2 separate regions of the Homo sapiens genome follow, and region 2 is linked to region 1. A link is a contact called in ENCODE Hi-C or POLR2A ChIA-PET data. All regions are on one chromosome and are shown on one strand. Each heading gives the region's core, a stretch centred on a gene start or an enhancer-like site at or near the end of the contact. The rest is flanking DNA. Distances are from core to core; before and after follow the strand shown.

Region 1 (6,349 bases), core at 1,819-4,318:
CCCTCAACCCTCAGACTGCTGTGCTCCTTCTGATTGAAATGATTCAGGAGATGTCTGGTCAACTCATCCGTGCTGCTGTGTCCACAACCAACTAAGCATGGCTGGGATGGACTGCCTGGTGAAGAAGGTCTTTGGATTCATGGGGTCTGTGGGGGTTGAATGGGGAGTGAGGTTCATTCTAGGCCTTGTTCTCTCTTAGATGCTCTTCTCGGTAGGTTGTCAGAATCGGGGAATTCTTGTCCCAAGAAATTAGAGGCTCTTGTTTTGAGATATCAATAAATACTCATCTCGATAAGAGTCTGGGGGAAGGGGACCAGCTGTATTAAGTCAGTGGAAACAGGGGGAGGAAACCCATGGTCCTAAGCTGCCCCACCCTGAGGGGATTTCTGCAGAAACTTCTCTAGACCAAGAGTGCACCCCAAGGGAATTTTCCCCATGGGTTGAGGAACTTCTTTACCCTCCAGCAGAGTGATATTTATAGATGACTGGTTCTACATTTTCTGTACCCCACTCTAGGAGTACAATGAAAAAGGTCCTTCCTTCAGTGGCATACTTTAGGAATGGTGCTCTTCTGTCTGGCTTCTGCTTGTGAACAAGGATTTTATGGGGTACTCTTTCATAATTGTTCTTACTCATCAGACCCAAGACTGCCCACATTGCCTTTCCCTTCTGCAAAAAAATGTTAGAGCACCCAGAGAATCAATAGAGGCCTTCAGGTGTGCCCAAATCCCTGTATGTTGGCTGTGTGACTGTCAGCAATCTCATCCTCTCAAACTTGGAAGCTTAGTTTCCTCTTTTTGTAAAATGGGATTAATAACACCCCTGCCAATTACATGGGGTTAGGGTGAGAATCAAAGCAATGATTATAAGGAGCTTTTAAAAGACTAACTCACCATAGGAAGGATGGCATCATTTTTTGTTTGTTTTTCAAGGGTTGAGAACAATTTCTATTAGGCAATACAGCATAATTACTGCAAAAGGCACAACCTTCTCAAAGCAAAGACCACTTAAGTCATGGTATCTCAGGAGCTCACAATTCCACGTTCTGGACTCACTATATCTTTCTCAAGAGGCCCCAGTGGCAAACTGCTTTAGAAGGGACTTGAGACAGAATATGCCAGAAACAACTGAGCCCAGTCTAGTCTACCCCAAAGAGCGATGATGCTTGAGGTCGACCTTTGGACGATGGCAACTGAAGCCCTTTGGCAGTGGAAAGTTCTTTTCTTGGGGGCAGTCTGAAGGTATCACAGTTGCCAACTCTGGCCTGTGGTATTAAAACTAGCAGGAATTCCAAATGGAAAGAGTCAACTCCCATTTTGGAGACCAAGTCCTCAGATTTAGTTTCTCTCTCAACCCTATATACTCAGGGACCCCCAATCCACTGGAAATCACGATACAAAAACACTTTGTGCTCTGTGGCTTTAGTTCTCCTCCTTATTATACATCATACTTGTCTCTGTTAGACTGGACACATCTACTGAGGCACCTCTAGAGTAAAGAAGCAGGGACTAGGCACAGGTTTCATTCCTAGGTGTTGATGGTGGTGATTTTTCATCCTCTGCTCTAACAAAGCAAGGACAGGTATTTATTTCATATTTCTTTAAACTGCTGGGTGAAACATAAACATACTCAAGAAAACTCTCGATGTTTAGTGTTTCTCTAATAAGAAAAGGGAAGGAAAAGGAATTTGGGGAATAGGAATGAGAAAGGGAGGGGACAGGGAGAGAAACACTACTTACGCCGTTTGCAGCCACATTTTTTTATTCTTTTGGGATCTGTGATGTCATCATGACAGGCCTTGCAGTAAAAAAATGCCCTGGAGAAAGAGAATGGAAAAACTGACACGTTTCATAATCCACCCAAATGAAATGAGTACCACATTTCCTCCACGGTGGTGCCAAATTAATGAAACACGCCAGCATTAATTTCCTTTAATCTTTTGAAAGGTTTAGACATTTGCAGACGGAAATGTTTGTTGCAAGACCATTTATTTCAAACACAGGATTCTGTGATTTGAGTTAGTGCTCCTTTTCATAAACTTCCATTTACAAAGAAACTGGGAAAAAAGTTGCTGATGTGACACACTGTGTCTGCTCATTCGTCTTTCATTTTTGAGAACAGCCTTTGATGCTACTCGTGGGGACATGTGGGCAATGAGCCCTGGGCCCTTGGTGGGGAAGTTAAATACAACACCAAAATTCCCACAGTCTGGTCAAATATATATTTGAGGGGGCAGAAGTATGTCGTTTCTCAGTCAAATAAAAATATCAAGCTTGTCACTCTGAAAGCACCTTTTCTGGGCAGCCAAAGGGAGACAGAGTTGAGGAGGTCTGCAGAGAGGGAAAAACGAAAGCCACGAGTCAGTGGGTTCCTCTGTCAAACCCCCTCTGGAGTTTCACAGCTTATTTTACTCCAAAGCTGACTGGACCAATTCCCATGCTATCCAGCCCTGAGAACATGCACTAAATGATGGTTTTCTTCTCACTATGGAGCAAAGCTCAGCTGACCACTGGAAGGGGGTGAGTAGAGCTTATTGAAGCAATAGGTAGGTAGAAGGAGAATGAGATGAAGCACTCAAAAAGAAAATCCCCTAATCTGACTTGAATGTCCATAGGTGATTCCACAGTGCATTAGCTGTGTCAAAGATATTCTGGATAAGAAAAATAAGATCATTCAAGCACTATTTGAAATCACAGTGCCTAGAACAGCACAAGAGGCCTGTGCCCTTTCAGTACTGGGGAGGTGATAAAATTCACTGGAACAACCCTACAACCTTCTGGATCCAAGAACTAACAAAATCCCTGGCTTGTTGCCTTTACCACTCCCAACAGGAAACTGAATGCCAGCTATGAACATGGCCTTTTCTTGACCAGGGCTGCAGAAATAAACACAATTCTTGACCATTTGATTCTTAGGTTCCTTTTTATGTTTTCACAGGACTTGATTTATAATTGGCACTCATTGGAAACCAATGTTAAGACTTTTGGATCCACACGAGGTCTTGGAGATCCTGCAGCCTAAATCTCTGGGACTCAGTGTCCTCATCTGTAAACTGAGGAGGTTGTCGTGGACTGCCCAGTCATTCCATGCTGGGATTCAGCCAGCCCCAGGACTTCTGAATCCAAGTCCAATGCTTGCTCTATCCTAGCAAATTCTCCACTCTTTCTTTAAATGCCAGCTGTCATCTATGTCTCAAAAAAATTAAAAAAAAAATAAAAAGAAATCCTAGCTGACTGTTGACCCTGAGTGGCAATGTGGCTAAGAACCCAATCAATCTGCCTTGGCACAGGAAGAACAGGAAAGTAGAAAGCATCCAAGTTGGGGAAAGTAACTCTGCGTCCACTTCCTTTGGCCATTTTCCCTCCCCCTTTGTTGCTCTTAACACATAATGATAATAACGGTAACAATCATATAGCTAACATCTATAGAGAACAGACTACATGTCAGGTGTGGTTCTAAGTATTTTATAAGCATTAAACATATTTGATCCTCAAACAACCCTTTGAAGGAGGTATGATTATTATTTCTATTTTACAGATAAGGAAACTGAAGCACAGAGAAGTTAAGTGACCTGCCCAAGGCCACACAGCTAAAAGTACCAAAGCTGAGATTGAATTCACATAGCCTGGCACCAGAGCCCAAGGTCTATACTAAAGAGATGATGACATGATAATAAGCCTGAATAGACTTGTGAAAAGATAAAGTTTGATTACTTCATGAACTAAAGTTGGATTCTTTTTTAATTTAATTTTTATTTTTAATTGACAAATAATAATTGTATTATATGTGTGGTATGCAACACATTGAAATACATATACAATGTGGAATAGTTGAATCAAGCTAATTAACATATACATTATACAGATAAAGAAACTGAAGCACACCTTTTGTGGTACGAACACTTAAAATCTACTGTCTTGGCTGGGTGTGGCGGCTGACGCCTGTAATCCAACACTTTGGGAGGCTGATGTGGATAGATCACGAGGCCAGGAGTTTGAGACCAGCCTGGCCAACATGGTGAAACCCTGTCTCTACTAAAAATAAAAAAATTAGCCAGTCATGGTGGCATGCACCTGTAATCCCAGCTCCTTGGGAGGCTGAGGCAGGAGAATCGCTTGAATCCAGGAGGTGGAGGTTGCAGTGAGCCGAGATTGTGCCACTGCACTCCAGCCTGGGAGCCTGGGCAATAGAGCAAGACATTGTCTCAAAAAAAAAAAAAAAAAAATCTGTCTTTGCAATTTTCTGGTATATAATTCATTTTTAACTATAGTCACCACATTGAACAATAGATTTCTTGAACTTATTCCACCTGTCTAACTGAAATTTCATGTTTTAGATGGACATCTCCCCAATCCCTCCCAACCCCAGCCCCTGTTAACCACCATTCCACTTTCTGCTTCTATGAGTTTAACTTTTGTAGGTTCCACATGTAAATAAGAACATGCGATGTTTGCCTGGCTTATTTCACTAAGCATAATGTCCTCCAAGGCTAGGCAATTAAGGTTAATAAGTGAAATGAGGCAAGGGTCGGGGGTGTCCATGGTGATCTGGAGCAGGCAGAGTATCTAAGCTCAGCTGACCTCTGCCAAGTGGCATTTCTTTGCAAGAATCATTCTCTTCCCCACCCATCTTTGCCTCTGTCATGCTCACCTCGCAAAGCCCCTCCCTTACTGCACACCTGCACCTGAGCAACGGAGTTTCGCTGGGAAAGAAAACATGCTGACCTCACTTTAAACCCACAACCATGGATTTCAGGGGCCTTTTCCACTCTTTGGGATCTACCCCATTCTCCTGTTGCTTGCTTTCTCACACTCCAAAACAGCTCTCTCTCCTCTCCTCTCCACTTGCTCCAGCTCACCGTACCCCTCCCACAAGCAGCCTTCAGCTGGTGATCTTGCTTCACCCATCATCAGACCAGCTTTGTGTCCTGCAAGGCTGGCCTGTATGGTCTCCTTGTCCTCTGGTTTCCTGGCCTGCGTGTCCAGTGGAAGGAGTCAGCAGGAGACTAGGGTGAGGGGGGATGAGGTCACCACCTTGACCCCCCGGGTGCCCTCCTGTACAGGTCTATGAAATGGCACACGACAGCCTCTCTCTCCAGCTCCTGATAGCCCTCCTTCCCCTTGACCCCACAGATCTAGGGTGAAGGTGGCTTCCCCTTTCTTGCTAGCTCTGCAGTGCTTGGCCATCCCTTGTTGGTTTTCCTTTACTATTTGCCCATAACTTTACAGTCTCTTCATAAAACTCTCCTCCTTTTTCCCATTTAAGTTTGTCATCTGTTTCTTGCCAGGACAAGAAACAGCACCCACATTTACATATTCATCTCCAATTCACACTTATCCCCAGAACTCCAGACTCTAAGATCCAACCGCCTTATGATATCACTGTGTGTATGTTTAGTACACATCTCCTACCTAACATAGCCCAGATAGAATGCTTAACTTCCTACTACCCAAAACTTGCTCCTTCTCTAGTATCCCTCATCTTGGTTAAGATCAACACAATCTAAGCCCTGACTCTAGCCTTCATCCTTCATTCCTCTTTTTTCCTCACTTCTGCCCAATTCATTGGGGGGTTCTGCACACTCTCCCAAATACAGTCTGAATGGGAACCCACCTCTCTCCACCTCCACTCAGGGGTCAGTCCAAGCTGCCATCATCTCTCACCTAAACTATGCAATAGGCGCTGAGTCTCTCACCTCTTCTCCTGCCCCATTCCTCTCATTCTCTACAATGCAGGAAGAATGACCTTTTCAAAATATACATCAGATCAGCTTAAAGCCATCAATGACTTCCATTTTATAACAGATCCAACCTTTCTATAAAGTGCTTTAGGAGCCAGCCTCTGCCTCTCTCTAACCTCATCTCATACCACTCTCCCCAAATCTATTCCCTAGCCGCACTTTCCTTCTTGGGGTCCCTATCCACAATGAACTTCTTCCCAGCCCATCTCTTCTTCCTATCTGATCCCTGCCTGATGGATTATTTCCCTTCATCTCAATCTCTGCTCAAATACCAACCCCTCTGAGAAGCTTTCACTTATACCCAACCCAAATCAGTGACCCAGTTGCATTAATTCTTTTACCACTAATTATTTTTTAAAAAACTGTAATTCTTTCCTGCCTAGAATATGAGCCCCACGAGAGTTGGGACTTCTCCCCATTGTTCATTTTTCACCACTGTTTCCCTGGTGCCTTGTATAGAGCCTTCTAAATGTAAACGACTTATACACATTTGATGGGCGAATGAATGAGTGAGTTTGAGACTGCTTCCCGGTATTGTTGGGTCTGCCAATTTTTCAGGAGAAATGAGTAATAAGGATTTTTATATAAAAGCTCGTAACTTTTTTCACC
Region 2 (6,349 bases), core at 2,044-4,543, 58 kb after region 1:
AGTTTGTGAATTCCAAATCACACATCCGCATGCAGGTTGTTGAAATTCTCTTAACCCATAGTGCCTGCCACTGTAAAAGGAGGATAATAATAGTGACAAGTTTGGGTATGGTCATTGTGAGAATTAAATGTGATATTGCAGCTAAAGCACTTAATACGGGATTTAGCACATGGGAATCAGTATTTTTTAGCTATTATTAAAAGTCCTTGATTTACATTTTTAGCTGCTAAACCAGACTAATTCTATACATACATATGTACAAGCACACATATACACATAAACATAACCCAGACTAAAAATATTTAAATGATTCCCTTGGCTATGGTTAGTGCTAGGACAAAAACTTTGTGTGTCCAGCCATATCCACTTCAGCCAAGATACAATCTGAATAGCATGCTTCTGATTTCTCTAGTGCATTCTCATTCAGAAACAGAAAACATGACAGAGAAGCGTGTATTGTTATCGATATTAAGTAACATTTCACCCGCAAATTCCAAATCTTGCGGCATAGGGAAAAAAAAACAACACTAGAAATACATAACATATTTTCTTCATTCTCAAAACTGATTTATTCAACAAAGAAATAATCATGGAGAGCATACTGTGTTCCAGGTTTTGTGTGTGTGTGTGTGTGTGTGTGTGTGTGTGTGTATAAAATGATAGATTAACAGACTTCAAATAGTTGGCAATTCTGAGAACTATTTAAATGTGCTACATTGGAAGTCCCAATGTACATTGAAAAACAATTTTAAGAGTTAATCACCCTCTAAACACACACACACACACACACACACACACACACACACACACACACACACAATTTGTCATGTGCAAAGACAGCTAATCCTAGTAAGAATGATAGCACAATTCATGAAGATGGCAGGCCATGCCCCAACTTGAAACCTCATACGCTGAAGAGAAGCTAAGTATGCATAGTAAGACTCAAAAACAAAAACAAAAACAAATCAATGGATCTTAAATTACATCCAAGTGAGGAAGCCAAGTAGAGAGTAAGTGTGGCCACTTATTCAGGGCTGAGGCAATAGCAGATAGGCTAAGTAAGTTCATTGCCTGGGTCTTTACAGAAGACAGCAGGGAGAGTCTCACTAGAACCTGACAGGCTAGGAGTAGGAGATCAGACAGTGGCAAATGAACAGCATGTTCCAGGGCTGGCTGATGATGTGAATGCAGATAAGTCACAGGCACCAGGATGTTCGTGCGAACTCCTTAAAGGAACTCAAGGGTTCAAATAAGATCCTATTGCACAAAATGCTTAACCTGTCCTTAACAGCAGCTGCTGAGCTGGAGGATCCCTGGATTGCCAGCTTGAGTCTCTTTCCTAAAGGTATTAGATATAAAATTAGCATAAGATTTGTTAAATCCTAGCACTGCAGAAGCTGTAGAGGGCATGCCTTGAAGTTTAAATGGAGTAAATTAAGGACAAATAGCCAGAAAAAAAATATTTAGCAGTAGTTAGCAAAGTTAAGAAATTCATTACCCCCAAAGATATGGGGGTATATAAAATATAAAAAAGATTCCTAAAAAGTTTAGATCAATTCAGAGATATATCCACATAGGAGTGAGGTTTTCAGGGACAAAGACTTAGGGTCCTAAGGTTGGTATCTTTGAGAGTGGCATTGATGGAGAGATAAAGAAGCATTGCTCCATATTTCTTGGTACCTCCAGGCTGGGCCTCTTTTGTAATTCCTGTATGCCAGTAGTCCCTCTTTCTTTTTCTTTCTTTTTTGGAGACGGGGTCTTCTTTCTCTGTTGCCCAGGCTGGAGTGCAATGGCATGATCTTGGCTCACTGCGACCTCCGCCTCCTGGGTTCAAGCAATTCCCCGGCTTCAGCTTCTTGAGTAGCTGGGACTACAGGCATGCGCCACCAGGCCCAGCTAATTTTTGTATTTTTAGTAGAAAAGGGATTTCACCATGTTGGCCAGGCTGGTCTCGAACTCCTGACCTCAGGTGATCCACCTGCCTTGGCCTCCCAAAGTGCTTATATTACAGGTGTGGGCCAACACACCTGGCCAGTAATCCCTCTTTCTTTTATTAAACATATCACCCCCACTTTCAGTCTTGGCATTTTGGTCTCATGCATGATAAAATGCCCAGTGGAAGTGGCTCACACCTATATAATCCCAGCACTTTGGGAGGCTGAGGCAGGAGGATTGCTTGAACCCAGGAGTTTGAGACCAACCTAGACAACACAGGGAGACTGGTCTCTACAAAAAATTAAAATAAAATTAAAAAGCCCAGTGGATAGTCACTGTGCTTCTGCCTGTGCCACATCTTTGCTGTTACAGTCTTGTTTCTCTTATTTTAACAGGGGTTCTGCCGCACCAAAAAACAGACACGACCGGCCTAGGGGAAGGGAGAGGGTGAGCTAACACTTTACCTTGGCTTCCAGAAATGCTAATTGTTCCCAAAGGATCAAGTGCTGCCAAAGCCTCACCCCTTCTTTGTCCATCCTAATAGGCCTGCTTGTCCCCATGGAAATATTGATGAATTCTCCGTCATAGGATACGGAGGTCATTGGAGAAGGAAGCAATTTCTGTAAACAATAATCCATTTGTAGGTTTACTTTTCCACCTACCCCCCACCCCCAACAAAAGTAAGTGAGGGCTTTGTGATCCCTGGAATGGGAGATAATACATAAAACATGCCAAGGAGGGTGCCATTATGGTGTTCACCATGACCTAAAGGAGACGAAGATCTGGGATTTGGAGGTAAGTACACAAAGATAGCAATGTAGAATGGGGAGCATGTGAATAAGGCATCTCTATTTTAGCTGAGAAAAATATATGAGGGGAAGGCTTGTGATTTCCAGGTCATGTACCTTAGCCAATTCCAACACAAAGACCATCTCAGTGTCAAAAGGTCATATTCAGAGAGCTACTTCCAAACAGGCGGGAATTGGCCTTATACAGAAATAATGTGGTAACATAACCCCCAGAGGAAAATGTGTTTTCAGTTACACCAGGGCCAGGCCCAGCCTTTCCCACAAGCTCTTCCTAAATAGGAACTTGGCAATGGGATTAGCTGAGCTGGAGCGGACATCCTTGGCTTTAGAGGTGAGGCCCATCAGGGTCTGGAGGAAGGTTGGGCAGAGGTTTTCCCTGCTGCTAATAGCACTGAAGAATCAGCATCACATCCATTTTATTAATTTCCTTGACAGACAGCTCTAGTTACCATGCAGGCACCACAAAATCAAAACATACGCATGTCAAGGGGCCCCATCTGTGGTGGGGCCCTGCCAAAGCCCATGTTACATCAACACGAGGAAGCAGAGCACAGCTCCACACACCATGTGCTTGGTCCCATGGGCCATGCCCTGGAAGAAAACCACCAGAGCTTGATTGAAAGAGCCAGAGAAGTTCTCGTGGTGACAGTCCTTTATCCTGAGTCTGGGCTTTTCATGTTGAACATAAGATCCCTGGGAGACACGTGGCTACATCTGGCTTCAGGGTCTCGTCTCTAAACACAGCTACACAGACCTCCCTGCCACCTCCATTCAGTTCCACCCATGCAGGATGAGAGCAGCCTGGATTAAAGAAGATACCTAAAGGAATGCAACATCTTTATTTGTAAGCTGGATCTGAGCTCAGAGTTCTGCTGAGCTGAGACCTTTGGCTGCATAATGAGCATAGGAGGATTTTTTAAATCAAGGTATCCCTTGCTATCAGTGTTGCTAAAGTGATTGAAGGAGCTCCAAAGCAATTTGTTCCTTTATGTGGAGCAATGTTAACTATCAGTTGGCTACATAATGCCGATTTGGCAGGTACGAAGGATAAGGACTTAGAAAAACTCCTGCTCTAAATAATATCACTCATAGGTGCCCAAGGTGAGCACCAATGCATCTGTATCCTCATGCTTCCCACCCATCCCTCTTATTGCAACCTAGGCCATTTCCTCAAAACCATCAAGGAACTTGGCAGTCAATTAGGTAGCCACATGACAGCAAAAGGCAGGAGGTCTCATACCTTTGATTGCAGAGCTTCCAGCCTCCTTTATGGACCTCGTGCTGACTCATGAACTTTCTAAGGATGTAATTTCCCACCTTGCCAGCTATTAATTCTGCTCCTTACATAGTAAGAGGCAAGATGTAAGCCCAGATCCAGAGCTAACTGCCTCCCATGCCATAACAGAAAGGCTCAAGCTAGACCCGTTTTACACACGGGTTTGTCACCTTGACTGCCTAATCTAAGAACAGTCTAAGGATGAGGACTGGAGTGACTGTTATCCCAGGCTCCAGAAGCCCCCTTGCTAGTGGCTGGGCGATCAATGCAAGGCTCTGGAAACACAATCCTAACCTGGCCCACCCTGGGAGGACAGAGTCGGTTTTTTTTCTCTCCTTGCCTGCACTGGTGCAGCAGGTATGGCCACCTTGGGGACTCTGGAGTGTCTGTCCAGCCAGCTCTGACAAGGACATGAACACATCCAGACCGCCTGTCTCTCGGTGCAAAGGGCACTGCTGCCGAGGACTCAGTACATTGTTTCGCTCTCCATTCAAACAACCGCGGCATGTCAGTCCTGCTGGCCTCCTTGATTGTGCAGAAATAAATAAATGAATTATGCTGTTGGGGTTTGGGCTTCAGCACAAACACATGGTCTGCATTTATCCACACAGTGAGAGGTCCACCAGCCACTTGATATAAAAGAGCAAAATGATAATTCTTTTCTTTAGGCGCTCTGTTGCCATATGGAATGTATATAAATCATATTTTTGTTTTAACAGCGGAGGCTTTGTTGATAGATAAACATGTGGTTTATCTAAAAAAAGAGGGGATTGTGCTTTGAACAATCATTTAATGGCCGTGGATGTGCCAAATAAAAATAAAAACATAATTTTGAAAGAAGTTGGCTTCATGCCCAAATCCGTAACAAGGAATTTCTCCTTAACCCAAGTGGTTAGAGCCCGTCGATCTGTTTTGAGTTTAAGCTGTGCTCTCTACTCAACCCCACGACAAATGGAATCCCGAGCTAATGTGCTCTAATAAGACGAGACGTTACCTTTATGAATGACCTCATGGAGAAGAGGTTGGCAAGCATGGTGGAGAGGCCTTGAGCCAGGCAGCTCTGGGCTATGAAGCCCAACTTCAACTCTGCGAGGCAGATTGCGTCATCACCTTCTTTCCAATTCCAGCTCGGGATGTTTAGCAGATGGGCCTGGGGAAAGAAAAGCAGGTATGAGACCTTGCTCTGTTAAATGTTCAATTGTTTAACATTTCTTCTGGGAAATGCAGCATTGCCCAACCACTCAGGGCCATCCAGTCTTGCCCTTCTTTTCCCTTGCTGCGGTCTGATGTTTGCTGTTTTATGCAACTCTTCTGCTCATCACACTTCAGTCTCTCTGGACTGTTGCTTCTGCACCCACCAAGCCCAAGTCCTCCCCTGGGTTTGTCATTTAGCCAAATAGAGCCCAGAGGGAATTTCCTCTTGTGACAGACCCAACAGCCTGGGTTACTAGGATGTCTAGCTAAATCATTAAGTTGAGTCCTCTAATAGACCGTAGGAGTGCCAAATGCCTGTATATTTTCAGTTTCTTTTTTACCTGCCTTTCCAATACTCCAGATCAGTGACTCCCAGGCATCAGGAGCGGGCATCAGAATCACCTGTACAGTTTCTGAAAACACAGATTGCTGGCCCCCCACCAGCATTTCTGATTCAGTAGATCTGGGGTAAGGCTGGAGAATTTGGCATTTCTCACAAGTTGGAGGTGACGCTGACGCTGTTGATCTAGGGGCCACACTTTGAGAACCACTGGCCTAAAACATCAGGTAAATCACAGTGTCGACGTTTCCAATCTCTTGCAAATGGACTGGTCCTATTCAACCCTTATGTCAGGCCCTGAGACAAGAACCCAGAGGCATGCTCATCCAATTATTTTTAAGTGGCATGAAGCAGAGAGTCATAGAAAATACATTGGATGAAAGAATCAAAGTTCAAAAGGTTCTCCAGAGTTGGAAAAATCGGCAAAAGACCAAACTAAAAAGATTTACAAGGCTTTCATGTCAAGTACAGCATTTAGGCTAAAAAAAATCAACTATATAAATTCAAAATGAGAAGACCTAGCTTGGCAGCAGGCAGGAGAGAAATAAAAGAAAACAAAACACACAAAGCTAAATTTAAGTGTGTGGGTAACTAAAACCTCAAATTTTAGGCTAGCCATGTGACATTACAGAGAAAGCCAGTGTTTACTTTTTAGAAGTGCTCCCCAGATCAAGGGAAATGAACATTTCATTCTGTTGTGAATTGGTCAGACTAGTTCCAGAGTACTTGATCCAGTTTTCAGTCAGATTTAAAGAGGGAAAATGATCAACTGAATAACTTCCAGAGAAAAGTGAC

What was found. Hi-C counts contacts between places; a loop is a spot of excess contacts on that map. ChIA-PET counts read pairs that join two places held with the same protein, here RNA polymerase II (POLR2A). Pooled maps may share reads with other maps.
Region 2: a loop to region 1 is called in a map of Right ventricle myocardium inferior, with 20 times the contacts of the local background. The contact joins two enhancer-like sites. A Hi-C loop is called at or near these places in 2 of 168 maps with a recorded cell type or tissue (PC-3 and Right ventricle myocardium inferior) and 1 of 50 pooled maps. POLR2A ChIA-PET finds 5 or more read pairs at or near these places in 1 of 52 experiments (activated CD4-positive, alpha-beta T cell).

The regions. Positions count from the first base shown.
Region 1 is chr10:77,010,228-77,016,576 of GRCh38, forward strand. It overlaps KCNMA1 (potassium calcium-activated channel subfamily M alpha 1), which reads right to left. Exons shown (of 28, transcript NM_001161352.2): 18 at 1,740-1,816. Among named protein-coding and RNA genes, the nearest start is that of KCNMA1-AS1, 130 kb to the left of the region's middle. Within about 2 kb of position 3,069, at least 2 of the 41 ENCODE cell types and tissues checked have a DNase peak (open chromatin) inside an H3K27ac peak, as active enhancers do.
Region 2 is chr10:77,068,083-77,074,431 of GRCh38, forward strand. It overlaps KCNMA1 (potassium calcium-activated channel subfamily M alpha 1), which reads right to left. Exons shown (of 28, transcript NM_001161352.2): 14 at 5,015-5,170. Among named protein-coding and RNA genes, the nearest start is that of KCNMA1-AS2, 70 kb to the right of the region's middle. Within about 2 kb of position 3,294, at least 4 of the 41 ENCODE cell types and tissues checked have a DNase peak (open chromatin) inside an H3K27ac peak, as active enhancers do.